2 separate regions of the Homo sapiens genome follow, and region 1 is linked to region 2. A link is a contact called in ENCODE POLR2A ChIA-PET data. All regions are on one chromosome and are shown on one strand. Each heading gives the region's core, a stretch centred on a gene start or an enhancer-like site at or near the end of the contact. The rest is flanking DNA. Distances are from core to core; before and after follow the strand shown.

Evidence for each region. ChIA-PET counts read pairs that join two places held with the same protein, here RNA polymerase II (POLR2A).
Region 1: POLR2A ChIA-PET joins it to region 2 with 15 read pairs in T-cell. The contact joins the promoter of HNRNPUL1 here to the promoter of CHAF1A in region 2. POLR2A ChIA-PET finds 5 or more read pairs at or near these places in 2 of 52 experiments (AG04449 and T-cell).

Annotation. Positions count from the first base shown.
Region 1 is chr19:41,261,650-41,267,494 of GRCh38, reverse strand. It overlaps HNRNPUL1 (heterogeneous nuclear ribonucleoprotein U like 1), which reads right to left and starts at 3,123. Exons shown (of 15, transcript NM_007040.6): 1 at 2,697-3,123. The coding sequence starts at 2,991. It overlaps AXL (AXL receptor tyrosine kinase), which reads right to left. Exons shown (of 20, transcript NM_021913.5): 20 at 5,729-5,845. RefSeq lists silencers at 2,598-2,647, 2,668-2,737, 2,828-3,067 and enhancers at 3,073-3,611, 3,612-4,151, 4,152-4,691, 5,048-5,137, 5,168-5,217.
Region 2 is chr19:4,400,735-4,406,608 of GRCh38, reverse strand. It overlaps CHAF1A (chromatin assembly factor 1 subunit A), which reads right to left and starts at 3,969. Exons shown (of 15, transcript NM_005483.3): 1 at 3,795-3,969; 2 at 647-697. The coding sequence starts at 3,846. RefSeq lists enhancers at 2,816-3,511, 3,512-4,209, 5,872-5,874 and a silencer at 3,722-4,001.

The DNA of each region.
Region 1 (5,845 bases), core at 1,874-4,373, about 37 Mb before region 2:
GGAGGCATGAAGGGGGCTCAAAGGACTTTGTTGTAGCAAGTAAGGGAGAGAGGAAGAAATAGCATTATCTCCTTAATTGGAATATGGGGCCCTTTCAAACTATTCTGCTGCTTCCAGGCTCCAAGCACAATGCTCCTCTTCCCACAAAGCCTCTTTTCCCCAGCATCTCTCTCCTGTGTTCACAGAGGCAGCCCCTCCTGGAGAAGCTATAATTCTAGGGTCCTTCTCCATTCTCTAAAACATCCCTCTTCTCATAAAAGGCAGGCCCAGTGATAAGCCCTTCACATGTGATCTCATTCATAACACCCCTCAGGGGTTGGAGGGGCTGTGAACACACTATTTGTTGATTAACCCCATTTTACACATTAAGGAAACCAGGCCCACAGAGGTGAAGTGACTTGCCAATATCTTTAAGCCAGATTTGAAACGAAGTCTGTCTTAGTCTAGAGTCTACGCTCCAAAGCACCTAATTCGCTTTCCTCTCAGAGATGACTCTCTGCCCAGACCACCAGGTCACTACTAACCCACTACCCTTTCTTGCTAGGCATTCCTGCCACGATCCCTCCTGCTCTAGACACACACACAGGCCCACTCCTTTCTTCACAAGTCTCTGCAATGGGAAGTCCTCTTTCCAGCACCTGGGTCCTCGATAATCTCTAGGCCACTGCCTACCCCAAATCCACACTCCTCCCTCCGGGAAATTCTCTTATGAACAAGTATCCAATTCCAACCCCAAATCCTGTCTCTTCTGTTACCTCATTTCTCTCCTTATCCCCTTAGCCCCAAGTCCCAGGGTGCCCTCTTTTCAGAAAAACTCCACAAACTCTTACGCCAGAATCCCTTCTACTTACTCCTTAACCTTTCCAGTCCCCCCATTTCCCAGTCCTACTAGAAAGCTGCCCTGAGGCCTGGTGCAGTGATTCACGCCTGTAATCCCAGCACTTCAGGAGGCCGAGGTGAGATCACCTGAACCCAGGAGTTCAAGACCACCCTGGGCAACATAGCGAGACCCCCCATCTGTATTTAAAAAAAAGAGAAAGAAAGCTGCTTTTTTCTTTTTTGAGACGGAGTTTCACTTTTGTTGCCCAGGCTGGAGTGCAATGGCGTAATCTCGGCTGACTGCAACCTCCCCCTCCCAAGTTCAAGCGATTCTCCTGCCTCAGCCTCCCGAGTAGCTGGGACTACAGGCGCACACCACCAGATCCGGTTAATATTTGTATTTTTAGTAGAGACAGGGTTTCACTATGCTGGCCAGACTGGTCTTGAACTCCTGACCTCGTGATCCGCCCGCCTCGGCCTCCCAAAGTGCTGGAATAACAGGCGTGAGCCACTGCACTCGGCCCGAAAGCTGCTTTTTTTCTAACTGAAGATTCACGCCGTCCCATATCAGGTTTTCCTCTCCTCAGACAACCGCAGGTCTACCCGAACCCATTCCCAGAGTCACAGCTCCTGGCTGATGAAGAGTTCCGTGCTGCTCCCCGAGGGCCCCCACTCCCTGGGTACACAAATAACTGCTTCTGGGAACCGTCGAGATTTCTCCTGGAGACGCTCAGGTCCAGAAACATTCCCCACACTCCACTCTGAGGCCTCCAGTGAAGTCAACAGGTTTCTTTCTCTTTGCTCCCTACGGCCTCCCCCCTCCCCATATTCGCTAAGCCAGATACGTACTCCTGTGCTGGACACAGGATCCTCTGTCTCCCGCCACATATTTCATCCACTTGGAATGTTACCAACTCATCTGCCCCCATCCCACCCCCAGCTACCCTCTGTTCTCCAAAAACCCCACAGTTAGCTCCAGACCAGTCAGCAGCAGCCTCAAGAGTTATTTGCCCTCAGTTTTCTTAGCTCTAGACCCCCAGATCCTTTGTCCAGGAAAGCATCCTCTCCCCCGCCAGCCTCTGGACACCAGGGCTCCCTATACCTCTTCTAGAAGCCAACCAGAAAGTCCCCAGATCTCCCAGCACCTAATGTCCAGGCTGTGCCTGCTTCAAGGGTGGCCTTCCAGCCCCGGAAGAGAGATGGGGGTGCCCCCTAGTTCAATCTCCCGCAGCCCCTAAATGCTCACTAGCCAAACTCCAAAGCACTGAGTCCATTAGGACCCTCCCCAGCCACAGACACCAGCGCCTCCACCTCTCCCACCCACCCCCGTACCCAAATAGGAGAACGCCCAGGATCGCATCCAGCGGCATATTCCAGGATCCTCCTTCCTCAGAACTCTCGCAGCCCCGCACACCTGGACATTCCTTCCCCACCCTGGAAACACGGCTCCCCACCCCCCAGCCCACACGCTGGGCTAGCACGACCGCCAAGCCCACGGAGCTCCGTACCCTAGGATCCCCATTTTCGAGACCCTCCCCAACCCAAACGGAAAACCTCTTGTTCTTCCGACTCTCTTCGGCTCCAGAAAGCAGTTTCCGGTCTCCGATCCCTACGGTACGGAATCCTCCCCGCCACCCCCGTCCCTCACCTCCGAAACCCAGAGGCCCCTCCCCCAGTGTCCCCCCTGCACTGAGTGTCAGGATCCACCCTCCGGTCGTGCTGGGGCCCTGGTCCCCAGATCCTTTTCGGCGGCGGGTAGCGGGATCCCCCGATCCTCAGGTCGTCTCCCCGACCTCAGGCGCTGGACTCCCGCGTCCCACAGCCCTTTCCTCGGCCCAGGCTCCGGGCTCCCCGGCCCCCGCCCCGCGCACTCTCACAATGTCCGTCCGGCCCCGAGTAGCCGCCGGGCTCCGCGTGCGGCTGCAGCCCGGGCGGCGGTGGCTGCGCGGTCCCCTCCAGCTCGGAGCCCCCCTCGGTCTCGACCTCCTCGTTGATGTGCCCGGGTCGCCCCGGTTCGTCGTCGGCGTCGAGCTCCCGCTCGTCGTCAGGCTCCTCGGCCTCCAACGCCGCCTGCAGCCGCTCAGCAAGCTCGGCCTTGAGGCCTCGAGTGTCCAGGCCGCGGCGCTGCAGCTCCTCGCGAAGTTCGTTCACCTTCAGACGGCGCACATCCATGGCCCGGGCCCCCGGGGTGGCCCCCGAGCCCGGCCCGGCCTCCCAGGGCTCTGTCCCCCTTAAACCTTTCCTGTCAGGAGGCGAAGGGGGAAAGGGGGGGGGCCCACTCCAATGGCGGCAGCGGCTCAAAATGGCCGCCGCCACCGCCTCCCCCCTCACTCGTGCCTCGTCCGATGTTACATGAGTGCCAATTGGTCAGTGCGTGGGGCAACGGGCGCGGGCCCGGAAACCTAGCCAATCAGAGCGCCGTTTTCAAAACAACGGCCACGAGAAGGCCTAGGAGCTACTGGGGAGGAAGCGTTGGCCTACGTCGAAGCCGAGGCCGGAGCGGAGGGCGGGAAAAGGCAGGAGGCGGAGCGCTTGCTGATTGGGTAACTCTCGCGCGCCGGCTGCCGTAAGGTCCAATGAAAATAAGGGAGTAACAATTTGGTCCAATCAACGGTAAGATCTCAGAATGAGTGTCCCACGGCCTTTCCTGCGCAGTCCTTTCATCAAACTAAGTGTCTCTGTAACACACATTCCGATTGGTGTACATCTCCCGCCCCTTGAGGAGTCCGAGCGGGTAAAACCACTAGAACCAATCAAATGGAGGGTCGGCAGAAACCCCTCCTTCCTGTTGCCTTTAAGAAACCGGAAAGAGATGAATTCACCAGGAGCCCGCCCCTTGCCGTTAGGGCGGTTTCAAAACAATCTGCCCACCAATCGCAGTTATTGTCTTAGCTCACTAAAGCTGGTAGCGATGGCTCATTTTAGGAAAAGTTCACCAGATTGGCCGTGCTTCAGAGGACTGCCTCACAAATTTCGCTGTAGGAGGAGGTATACGAAATAGAGATTAAGTGGATACACAGTTCGTAATCTGGAAGGAACCCAGTTGCCTTTAGGAAAAGCAAAATTTTGAGTTGAGAGAGTCCCGAAGGTTTGGCTATAGAAACTAGACTAACAACGGGAGGCAAGTTGTAAAGGACACGGCCTCCCCTTCCCTTGGGTAGTCCGCGGCCGCCTTGCTCTATGGTCGGGTACCTGACGTGGAACGGGCGCTCTGCACGCGACCATAGAGCCTTCCCCTCCCGAAAGACATCCAGAAGTTCACCGACCGCTCTCCCGAATCCTCTAATCGGCTGTTCCCGTAAATCGGGCTGTCTGGCGTCTGTACCGACAAGCTCAACCCCACGGATCCGTCATTAACCTTCGCGCTCAGGAATACAAAAGCCACAGAGCTTCCCAGTGTCTAACGCTGCACCACCTGTCGCCTCTAACTCAAAACAAAACTCGAGTAAGACGCAATCGGGATACATGATGCAGACTCCCACTGCCTCCTGAGCCACACGTTAAGCCCGCAAAAGCCACACACTATCTCTACTCAGACAAAGGCACACCCCGCAGTCGTAAACAAACAGGCGTGCGTCAGATCAGACGCATCCAGTTCTTTTTTTTGTTGTTCTTTTTTTTTTTTTTTTTTTTTTGAGACGGAGTCTCGCTCTTGTTACCCTGGCTGGAGTGCAGGGCCTCTATCTCAGCTCACCGCAACCTCCGCCTCCCGTGTTCAAGCGATTCTCCTGCCTCAGCCTTCCGAGTAGCTGGGATTACAGGTCCCCGCCACCATGCCCGACTAATTTTTGTATTTTTAGTAGAGACGGGGTTTCACCATGTTGGCCAGGCTGGTCTCGAACTCCTGACCTCAAGTGATCCGCCCGCCTCGGCCTCCCAAAGTGCTGGGATTACAGGCGTGAGCCACCGCGCCCGGCCCCAATTCCGATCTGCTTTGGGTAAGGCACCCCGCTGCAGTGTAGATGTGCCCACTACGGTCCGCAGAGGCAGGCGGCATCGAATAATAAAGATAACACAGGATAGTTGCACTACAAGCGAACACTACAGCAACCCAAACACACAGCACCCACTCAGCAGCGGGACAGACACTCACGTGGGCCCAGAGGTTCCAGTCCAGACACCCCGCCCCTCGCCCACGTCCGACTTCCTCTCTCTCTCTCTCCTCCCAGCTTCCCACAATGATTTGTTCTAAAAAAGTTTGTGGCCCGGATTGAACTGTCCCCGGTTCTCAGGAGCCGCCACTGGAGGGCGTCCGGGCGCTGCCAAGGGTTTCTCCATTTGCTGCCGGCCACACCCGCGAACGCCCGCTCGCGAGTGCGTGCCAGACACGGTGGGCTGGTCTTCGCTGGAGGCCCTTTGTGGGTCCGTGATGATCGGAGGTGTTCTGTGCCTGTGTTTCTATGTCAGTCTGAACGTTCGGGGTTGTGAGTACCTGTTGTACTCTACATGTCTCTTGAGTATTTGTGTCACTTGACTCTAGGTCTGTGTCTCTTCCTATTCGTGGCGGGTATCTGCCTGAGCATGTTTGTAAATATGCTTGTGTCTGTGTAATTCTGTGTGTCTGTGTTACTCTATGCGTCTGAGTTTCAGTCTCTGTATTTGTGACCAGGTCCTCCTGGGTGTGTCCATTAATTCATGTGTCTGTTAGTTTGCGGCGGAACAGGTGTGTGTGTGTGTGTGTGTGTCTGTGATCCTGGATCTGTATGCCAGTTCCTCACTGGGGGTTTCTGAGAACCTGCATCTCTTTGCTTGTATGTCTTTTTGTCTATCTGTGTGTTCATTTCTACCCTCTCTAGTGAGGACAGAATTCCAAGACCCTACCAAGCCCTTCTTTTTTCTGATGGGGGAACTGAATTGCCAGGGAATGGGGCCACATCACAGCTAAAAGGAGACAAGAGGAGACAGAAGCTCGTTGATATACAAAGTTTTATGTGACCTGAGCCCCTCTGGAGGCACCAGAGTCCACACTCTGTACTCAGAAGGTGAGGGATTGGCTCACGGGGGCAACATGGCCCGAAAGGTGGGA
Region 2 (5,874 bases), core at 2,720-5,219:
AGAAAAATTAGCTGGGTGTGGTGGCACGCGCCTGTAATCCCAGCTACTTGGGAGGCTGAAGGAGGAGAATTGCTTGAACCCAGGAGGCGGAGGTTGCAGTGAGCAGAGATCGCACCACTGCACTCCAGCCTGGGCAACAGAATGAGACTCCGTCTCAAAAAAAAAAAAAAAAAAATTACAATCCAACCGCTCATCTGGCCCAAGGGTGAACACACTCCCCGTTTTATGCAGAAGGATTTGGGAGCATTTATCTTCCAGGACAACAGTGGTTCTCTGAGGGGGCAGTTCTACCTCCCAGGGGACATCAGCCACGTATAGAGATATTTTTGGTTGTTACGACTTGGAGGATGCACTTACTGGCATCCGGTGGGAAGAGGCCAGGGATGCTGCTACGCTCCCTACAACATACAGGAGAGCTCCCAGCTGCAAGTTACAAAACACCAATCGTGCATAAGTGGAGGCCTCGGGGTTTACTTGTGGGAACCCCACGAGACATTACTGTGTGAAAAGCATTTTCCCAGCTTCCTGGTCTGAAGAAGGACTGTTTCTCTCCCCTCTAGCTCCAGGCTTCCACTGAGGTCTCCAACAAGAGACAAGGAAGACTATAAACTACGAACAACTCTTTAACCCATTTCCAAATAATTACCTTGTATTAACTTCTTAACTGGAAAAGCTGGTCTATCTTTGCAATCCATGGCTGCAAATAAAAGTGTCAAAGGGTAAACTGTTAAATTCTGCAAATAATCAAGTTAGCAAATACATATGTAGAGCCAATTATGTACAAGGTGGAGGCAATTCTGACCCCTCTGTCCTCGGGGGCCATTTGACACAGTCTAGAGATGTTTTTGGTTGTCATGATGCAGGGAGGGCTCAAAGGGATGCTATTCACATCCAGTGGGTAGAGGCCAGGGATTCTGCTAAATGTCCCACAATGCAATGCACAGCACACCACAATGAAGAATTATATGGGCCAAAAAAAAAAAATTTTTTTTTTTTTTTTGGAGACAGAGTCTCACTCTGTCGCCCAGGCTGGAGTGCAATGGCACAGTCTCAGCTCACTGCAACCTCCGCCTCCTGGGTTCAAGCGATTCTCCTGCCTCACTCTCTCAAGTAGCTGGGACTACAGGCGCATGCCACCACTCTCGGCTAATTTTTGTATTTTTAGCAGAGACGGGGTTTCACCATGTTAGCCAGAATGGTCTCGAACTCCTGACCTCGTGATCCACCCGCCTCAGCCTCCCAAAGTGCTGGCCACGGCGCTTGGCCTCAAAATGTTAATAGGTTGAGAAATCCTACCCTAGACACTGTCATGTCTTGTTTTATTTTCTTTGTGGCATTTAATCTGAAACTTTCGTGTTTATTACGTCTCTCTGGAAACAAAATGCCAACTCTATGACAGCAGAAAGACTTGTTCCATGCTGCACCTATGGTACCTGGTTAGGGTCTGGAATAAATCAGAAAGCCAACTAAGAGAGTAACCGGAACTGTTTCATGAAATGAAAGTGGAATGAGTAAAAGTAGGGAGGAGAGAAAACATCAGATTACCTATTTCATTCCCATGATCCCCAAACATCTTCCTCCAACCCAAGCCCCCATACCACCACCAAATCTGTAAAATCAGAAAAGGGATCCTTTTCTTTTTAAAGAGAATTCATGAAGGTACCACAATTTAAAGCACTTTGAGCTTGCCAGGCAGGAGCTGAAGTGCTGTCAAGAGAAGATAAGACAAAATATTTTCCTGCAAAAAAAATCTCAAGAAACCATCTAATAATATCAAAGCAGATGCAGCAGTGATCATAAATAGAAGCGAGTCTTTAGATAAATACCTTAAACAGAGTAAGTTTAGGAAGCTCACACTTACCAGGAGATCTGGCTTGGCAAAACCTAGTTTAGTTATTTTGGTTAATCTACGTATGTTTTGTAAGCATTACATAAAAGTGAGTACTTTTTAAAAGCAGACTGGGGCTTCCTAAAAAACTCCATCGTCCATACATGAAACCACCCCTCACCCACCGCCCCAAGCTTAGTGAATAAGAAAAGGTACTGAGAAAATTCATGTTTCCTTTCTAGCCACTTCAAAGAAATAAAGACAGTATCATTCTCAAGTGTCCACTTACCAAAAGCCATGGATTTCTACCCCCTAACTGAAGGATATGATTTTTAGTCACTTAACTTTATTTTCGAGACAATCACAAAAATCTATTTGTGTGGCTTTGAGTCACTAGCTTTGGTGCAAGTGGAACAGAAACAACCTCATTAAAAACAGGACCCACCCTCATTAAAAAATCTTGTATATAAAACGGGACACTCCCAATCCAGAGATCCAAAGATACACACGATTAACACATATGTGTGTATAAAGTTACTAACTGCTCTTTATTCTGCGATTACATCCTTTCTAATTTTATTTGGCACTAAAATATACTTTCCTTTCATGATAGCATGGTCCTAGCGAGTAGCGATTTTTTTTTTTAAAGTTAAATATCCTGGCCAGGCATGGTGGCTCATGCCTGTAATCCCAGCATTTTGGGAGGCCAATGCAGGTGGATTACCTGAGGTCAGAAGTTCGAGACCAGCCTGCCCAACATGGTGAAACCCCGTCTCTACTAAAAAATACAAAAATTAGCCAGGCATGGTGGTGCAGGCCTGTAATCCCAGCTACTTGGGAGGCTGAGGCAGAAGAATCGCTTGAACCAGAGAGGCAGAGGTTGGGCAACAGAGCAAGACTCAGTCTCAAAATAAATAAATAAATAAAGTTAAACATCCTGACTTAAAACATCACAGCTCCACGACAGTACCAACTTTATATTAATTTTATGTCTCCGGGAAATCCCACAGGCTAGAAGGAACTACAGCCATGATTTTCAGCCAAGGCGGAATCTGCCCCATAGGGGACACAGGGCAATGGTATTTCTGGCTGTTACTAAGGCATGGTGAGAGGGGCTGCTACTGGCCTGCAAAAGGCGGAGGCCAGGGATGATGCTTAACACCCTGCAGTGCCGTGCCCAGGACGGCAACAAATATCAACACTGCTGAGGCTGAGAAACTGGACTGGCGTCCATTCTAGCCCTTCATTCGTTCACGTTATTTACTGAGCACCTACTATGTGCCAAAGCGTAATGCCAAGTGCTGCCAAAGCGTTATGTAATGCAGAGTCCAGCAAGGGAGAGGGACAGTCTGGTCTTCCTTGGTTCACCCTCCCACGTTTCAGGAGGCCTGTGGTGGGCTCCAAAGACCCCATTCCAAGGCACACGGAGGAGGAAGTCACGGTGCATATCAGGAAGGAGCAAGAACTCGGGAGTCCCACCCTCCTGGCCATCTCTACCATCTGGGCCTCTTCTTACCCGGGCTTACCCCGACCCTCAGCGGCATCGGTACTGGTCCCCGAGCCCGTGCGACCTTGGGCCTCAGTTTCCCCACCCGCTGCAAGGTCCAACATGGTCAAGGGACACAAACGCATCCAGTAACCTGCAGGGCAAGCCCTTTCGCTTCCCTGGGCCTCAGTTTCCCCTCTCGGCCCCTCCGACCCACCGCCCCAGAGAGTCCTGGAGGGACGAACTGACGCAAAAGCGCCGGAAACAAACAATATGGTCGCGGCTACAACAATAACGTCAACAAGGGTGCCCTTGGGGACGCCAGGCCCTCGCTGGGGATGAGAAGGCCCCAGGGGGTGAACGCCCGGCCCGCAGGACCAGGCTTGGCGCCCGGAGGCCCGTCCGCCTCCCATCGCCGCCTCGGCCCGTCCAGGCCGCGCGCCGCGCCCCCCCTTCCCCTCGGCGCGGGCCCGAACCGACCTGTGGCGGCTCCCCTGGCGCCGGGCGCCCCGCACTCCAGCTCCTCCAGCATCGCCCCGGCGGCAGCTCGACCTCCTCTCAGGCGGCGGAGGCGCGGGCTCCCCTCAGGCGGCCGCTGCTCTTCGCCCTCCCGCCCGCGCCGCTGCTGCCGCCGCGGCCGCCGCGCTCGTATTTGGCGGGAACCGCGGCGACCCCCGCAGTCCGCGCGCCAATTGGGCGAGCCCGGGTCACGTGACGGCCCGCCTCGGGAATTGAGGGGCGCCGGGGGCATCCTCGCGAGATCCGTGACTTCCATTCCTCCCAGGGCTCGCCCATTGACATATCCGCGAGGGACTGGGCTTCCCCTCGGAGGCCTGTCATTGGCTGGGAGGAGCTGCCCTGCGATTGGAGGAAGGAGGTGTCAAGCTCATTGCTCTGCGCTGCGACTGGCTGATCGCGTGGGATAGTCCCTAAGAGGAGGGAGGCCCAGGCTCTTACGTCACCAGAACATTTTACGCAAGGCGCAGATGACAACTTGAAAGTGGGATTTAGATGAGGAACCTGGAGTTTTGAGTTTATCCTAATGGGACATCGGCTAAATATAGCAACAGCAATTAAAATTATAAATTGCTTTCTACAAGAACAATAAAACGAAGTCTGGGGAGCGCTTCGGAAGTATTTGACATTCAGTAAATAACATGTAGAATGAGTGAACGAAATGGACGAAATGGATCGTTTCTGGTTTAATCCTCAGGAAATTGGCACATGCTGTTTTCTCTGCCTAGAACAATCTTTTCGCAGCTCTTTTCCTGGCTAATTTATACTTTTCAGATCTTAGATCGTCACCCCAGGAAGCCTTTTCTTCCCCAACCCTGACAATATCAAGTGCCTACAACACTGTTCTTTTCCTTAAAGCAATTACAGCTGTGTCTATTTATTAGTTTGTTATTTGACTAATGAATTAATTTCTGCCTTTTGTCATTAGTTCTGGCGAGGGTAGGACTCATTCCTCACTGGAACCCCAGGACCTGTTAGTAACTGATCATATTTACCAGGTCAATAAATGTTTGAGTGAATGTATAAATATTTGATTGAACTGTGTAGATCAAGCAGATTAAAAGCCTCACACAAAACAGAGAACTTCAGTGTCAGCCTGTGAGTGTAGAAACAGGTTTTCTTTCTTTCTTTCTTCCTTCCTTCCTTCCTTCCTTCCTTCCTTCCTTCCTTTCTTTCTTTCTTTTTTCTTGAGACGGAGTCCCTAGTAGCTGGGACCACAGGCGCCCGCCACCACGTCCGGCTAATTTTTTCTATTTTTTAGTAGAGACAGGGTTTCACCGTGTTAGCCAGGATGGTCTCAATCTCCTGACCTCGTGATCCGCCCACCTAGGCCTCCCAAAGTGCTGGGATTACAGGCGTGAGCCACCGCCCCTGGCCCTGAATTGCATTCTAGAAGCATCTTTCTGGCTGCCATGACAAGGAAGAATTGGAGGGGAGGACTGGTGGAAAGTATGGTCAAGGCATGAAGACAGACCTAGATGTCTAGATGTGTCACGTGGGCAACTGAATGGATGAACACAGGACAGAGAGAGAGAGGAAGAGAGGTGGCCGGGCACGGTGGCTCATACCTGTGAGACCAGTACTTTGGGAGGCTGGATTTGGTGGGGGGGTTGGGGGTTGGATCACCTGAGGTCAGGAGTTCGAGACCAGCCTGGCCAACATGGCGAAACACTGTCTCTACTAAAAATACAAAAATTAGCCTAGCATGGTGGTGCGCGCCTGTAATCTCAGCTACTTGGGAGGCTGAGGCAGGAGAATCGCTTGAACCCGGGAGGCGGAGGTTGCAGTGAGCCGAGATCACGCCACTGCACTCCAGCCTGGGAGACAAAGCAAGACTCCGTCTCAAAAAAAAAATAAATAAATAAATAAAAATGGGAGGGGGCTGAACACTTAGACGAACTGGATTTAGCTAAGATGAGTAAACAGGAATCTGAAGAATCGTAAGCAGGGGCCCCTTCTACTTCCCAACCTCCCTGGCCAGGTTTAAACTAAGCGCGTTTTCCAAGACGTTAGGGTCACCTCCACGACTCCAGGGGGCGCTGCA